2 separate regions of the Homo sapiens genome follow, and region 1 is linked to region 2. Evidence: chromatin loops called from intact Hi-C (ENCODE). Cell type or tissue: OCI-LY7. All regions are shown on one strand.

Region 1 (2,500 bases), 150 kb before region 2:
GATTCTTTTTTTTTTTTTTTTTTGAGACAGAGTCTCGCTCTGTCACCCAGGCTGGAGTGCAGTGGCTCAATTTTGGCTCACTGCAACCTCTGCCTCCTGGGTTCAAGTGATTCTCCCGCCTCAGCCTCCTGAGTAGCTGTGATTACAAGCTCACACCACTACACCTGGCTAATTTTTGTATTTTTTAGGAGAGAAGGGGTTTCACCATGTTGGTCAGGCTGGTCTCGAACTCTGGACCTCAGGTGATCCACCCACCTCGGCCTCCCAAAGTGCTGGGATTACAGGCATGAGCCACTGTGCCTGGCCCTATTCATTTTTAAGAATGAAGCAGTAAGAGTCTGCTGGAAAGTTTTGTGTACATAGATGGGACTTATTGGGTGGCAGGCTTCTAGGTAGAAGCATGAGCTGGGATTTTTAGGTGGATGCTTTGTGTCAGTGCATTTTGCATTGTCATAAAGGAATACCTGAGATTGAGTAATTTATAAAGAAAAGAGGGTCATTTGGCTCACAGTTCCACATGCTGTGTAAGAAGCATGGCACTGGCATCTGCTAGGCTTCTTGTGAAGCCTCAGGAAGCTTTTACCTGTGGCAGAAGACAAGAGGAGCCAGCATGTCACATGGCAAGAGAAAGGGAATAAGAAAGAGACACCGGGCTCTTTAAAACAACCAGCTCCCATGTGAAATAATAGAGTGAGAACTCCACTGTGAAGGCACAGTAGAGTTTATTTATTAGGGACCTGCCCCCATGACCCAAACACCTCCTCTAGGCCCTGCCTCCATCACTGGGAGCCACATTTTAATATAAATTTGAAAAGGATAAATATCCAAAGTATATCAGACCCCAAATGTCAGAATCTGTAGGTATTTTCTCTTGGGCTGGTCATTTTCCCCAGAGAGAAATCCTAATCCCTTGCTTGGGATACATCTGGTTGTCAATATTGTTCATATTGGAGTGTTGGAGGTTTCACTCTTAAATATGTAAGTTTTCATATAATTCCATTTTTAGTCCAGCACTGTTACCCTCAGCTGTCCTGGTATCACAGATTCCAGAGTTAACCTCAAGTCTTAAACAGTAAGGGTGGTCTGGTTGCCAGGATGTACATAGTGAAGAAACAGTCTCTAGGGGTCTTATGGTTTCTCACAGAGACCTAAACAAATCTTCCTGAGTGCAGCCCCACCAGATGCTCCCAGCCACAGAGGTGCCTGGTAGCTCTGATTCCTGGGCCTGGCCATGAATTTACAGCTTGAATCAACCCACAGCTCTGTCTTCACCAAACCCACAGGCTCTTAGCTTTTAGCTTCCCGTCATCTGCCAAGGAAATTACTATTTGTTGCTTGCTTTTCAACTTCCAAAGCATTGTTGACATGTTTCTTCTGTTCTTACTTCTTCTCTCTCCCTTCGTCCCTTCATCCTTATGGGTTTGGGTCATTTTAGGGTCCATTTATAGCCATTGTATGAGTGTTTCAGGAAAGAGCAGAGGTAGACAAAGGTGTTCAGTTCAGCGTTTAATCAGAAGTCCTCTGTCCCCTGTCCGTAGGCTTTAGATATCCTGCCCTTCTCTTGTTTGCTGTAGAGTGCCTTAGAGCCTTTATGTTGCCGTTCTCTTTTCTTGAAGCACTCGTCTCTACATTTTTCTAGATAATTCTATTTATTTTTCAAGTCTCAGCTTTAATGTCTTTTCCTAACCTAAGGACATCTTTCTTGGTACACCCTAGGCTCACTGTACTTCCCCTATTACACACATACGCAGTGCCCTACACGTCTTCATTTTTGGATTCATTGACTGAAATGTCTTCCACCTTTGCCATTGTCTGCAAGGGGTTTCAAGTTAGATGAATCATTACAAATCCATTCCCCTCAAAAGTGTGTGTTCAGCCAGCATAAAGATAAGTAACTGTCTGCAACACATTGTTTATGAAGGAGGGCTGTCAAAGCTTTCCTGGGGTCTGTAGTTATGCCTAAGCACATATTTATCTCATGCCTTTCTTTTTTCTATTCATAATATATCATTTCCGAAAGAGAATAATCCATTCCTCTTTCATTTACTGAAAGCAGTTTTAAAACTTCACATTCCTTTTTTGTTCATGGGCTGTGCAATAGTCACGCTTCAGCAGAACTGTGCTTAATTTGAAGCCCCTGGCCTACGGTTCCTATTCATCTTCTCAAGCATGGTTGTCGTAATTCACAGAGGAAGGCCAAGTCCTCTTTTACCCAGTTATACCTTTCATTGCCGCTTCCTATTCACAACGGAAGATGAGTTTCCAGTTCTTTGAGCTTTTTTCACAAATATAACCTGACTCGTTAATGATAATTTTCCTTGCCTGGCATCTGGGCTCAAACACACTCACTCCAGAATAACAAAGCACAGAGGAATTTGAATCCCTTGACAATCCAAGCACCATATCCCTAACCTTGAATAGAAAATAGATGCTAATAAATTCAGGGTCTTAAAAATGTGAATTATAGTCACTTCACACTTCGTGGCAGCTTCATGCTGAA
Region 2 (2,500 bases):
TGGCTCTCTCAGACTTTCAGCTCTCCTGTCTATAAGAGGCAGATTCTCAGGGTTGGGAGAGGCTTCTAGGTGCTTCCCTTCTATGGCTTCCTTCCTAGTACATTCACAATAGAAAATTACCTAGCACTGAAAATTTGTTAGTAATCTTAACTTTCCCAACCTCTCCTAGATCAAATGAGGTTAACTGGATATTCAACATTTCTAGTCTACCATCCCGTCAGACAGCTGAACAATGCATTTTCTTTTCTTTGGATTAAAAAAAAAAAAAAAAAGATGCAGTTGCCAAAGACAAGGAATTCCTATGCATCTCCCAAGGAACTTTCTCTCATCATGCTAGAGCCAATTAGCTCAAACTAGAAGTTGGAGGCAAAATAATTCAAGTTAGAAGATAAAACATCCAAGTTATAGTCCACAGAGATTATAACTTGTTATCCTAGGAGTGTCATATCTGGCCCACAGATGGGTCTTGATTTTTTAAGTTTGAACCAGCCTATGTAAATGACAAAAATTCACATAAAAATCCAGATTTCCCATTTCTCTTGAAAAATCTGAAGATCCCACCTGTGTGAGGACACCCTCACCTCGCTGGCATGTGACGCTGCTGGCGCCTTTATACATTCCCTATTGCCTCCCTCACATGCGGCCAAGGGTTGTTTGAGTTTTATCATCATGTTTTTGCAGTCCTTTTTTAAACCATAGAAGAAATTTTTTTTCTGAATCAGTACTGGAGATAGTAAAGATACACCAAGTGGCCTGATCAAGAAAACAGGAAACAGCAAATGTGTATGCAGAAAAAAGAGCACCCCTTCTATTCATTAGGCTAAGGAGGGTCCACTTGACTTTCCTGCCTGTCTGACCCTAGGGGCATTTAAGTTTGAGATCCTGATGTAGAAATTTGGGAAGCTCAGGGTGGTAGAAACCACCCCTGAACAGGAATCAGCTGTTCCTTCTCCATGACTTAGCCCCTTCATCCACGAACAAAGCTGGTTGTGCTAGATGGTCCCCTCCTGGTTTGGACAGAAAATCTAAGATTCTGTATTCCAACAAAACCCAAAAGTCTCTGAAAAGGACAACCTGATTCAGTTCCTGCCAGGGTAAGTAAAGACAATACTGACACCCAGTGGTCCATTAACCAGCTCCATTTAATGCCCTAAAATTCCCAAGGACTGCTGAGTAAACGTTTAGGTGCTGCCAAAACCTTCTTCATGTCCCAAAGATACAGGAAACAAAAGATCAACAAAAATTAATGACACTGAAACAAAAGATAGCATGTACTGGTTTGTTTTCTAAGCCTCTCTGGTGAGGATCTGGCTATATCTTGTTTGGCTTAAACATATTCATTATATCAAAGCATTTGTATTCAACAATGTATTTCCCTTACATCATGAAAACAAATACGCTTTTAAAAATACAAGGCTTATTTCCCAGGAGGTAAAAGCCCAAATACCCTAAACTGTTTTATAATGATTTCTTTGATTTGTTAATTAGTCTTCTAAACCCTGAAAAGTAAATAATAAACATCTGAGATTATGAGGACAGGAACTCCATTTGACTAGTTTCTGTGAGGATCTCACCACAGCCTCACATCCTTAAATTTGGAATAATGAGGTTACTACAGCAGTGAAGGCCGAGGCAGAAATGGCAGGAAAAACACATTTTGAGAACGTCTTTCACTTCCAATAGGCTAATAACTACCAGAGTTTTAAAATCAGCACGATCTCAAATATAACACTTGATGACATTTAGTCTGACTGTTGATTGAAGTAAAATAAAAGAGTAAAAAAAAATGTATTTTAGTAATTTTTATTTCACATTGAACGCTTTTGATTTTGTCAAAAAGGATAAGTGGCCTGGCCTTCCAATGCTGACATAAGCTGACATCTCATTGTAATACTTTAAATCAGACTTCAGAATATGGCATTGGTGAGCAGCGTGGGAAGACTTCATGCTAGTGAAAAAAACACCCAAGGAACGTGCCTTTTTGTTAGTGAAAAAGGCAACAGCTGGTATCATGACACAAATGAAAGGCTCAAGACAGACATTCAGGTAAAAAAAAGTAAAATGACTCACAGACTCCCTGTCCTGTCATACACAATGAAACTAGTGGAAAAAATAGAAAAATAAATAAATCAGCCACAACCAAAAAAGAGAATTGAATGCCATAATATGCAAAAGACAGTGGCCAAGAAAGGAGGCTGGCTCCCAGAAGGTGCTGAAACTCCCGAGACTGTTCCTTGATACTCCCAAATTGGATAAGAAACGCAAGGAGGATGATGTCCTCTTTGCCCCTTTTGATTTCAAGGAAGTACACAGAAATGGCCTGAGGTGGGGAAAAATGAAAAGAGAAGAGAATAGTCAAATCGACCCCCTTGTGCAGAAGCGCAGGCTACTAGACTCCATGCTAAATTGGGGGAAGCATTTAGAAGGTATCACCCTGCACTTCATTAAGTGGAGCAATCGCAGGTTTAGGACAGAAAACAAAATGTAAGAAAGAGGAACA

Evidence for each region. Peaks named below come from ENCODE experiments on the same cell type or tissue, not always from the same donor. Only the 100,000 strongest peaks of a DNase experiment are listed, where the experiment ranks them.
Region 1: a loop joins it to region 2, with 2.7 times the contacts of the local background. A loop is called at or near these places in 6 of 110 quality-filtered maps.

What each region holds. Positions count from the first base shown.
Region 1 is chr5:156,671,268-156,673,767 of GRCh38, forward strand. The region is part of intron 7 of SGCD (sarcoglycan delta); the gene reads left to right. Among named protein-coding and RNA genes, the nearest start is that of PPP1R2B, 180 kb to the right of the region's middle. In OCI-LY7, no CTCF peak of the experiment used is centred here; no DNase peak of the experiment used is centred here.
Region 2 is chr5:156,823,849-156,826,348 of GRCh38, forward strand. No RefSeq gene overlaps it. Among named protein-coding and RNA genes, the nearest start is that of PPP1R2B, 25 kb to the right of the region's middle. In OCI-LY7, CTCF peaks have their summits at 1,130 (motif pointing left) and 1,334; DNase peaks (open chromatin) are centred at 1,123 and 2,493; H3K4me3 peaks cover 1,623 bases; H3K27ac peaks cover 2,498 bases.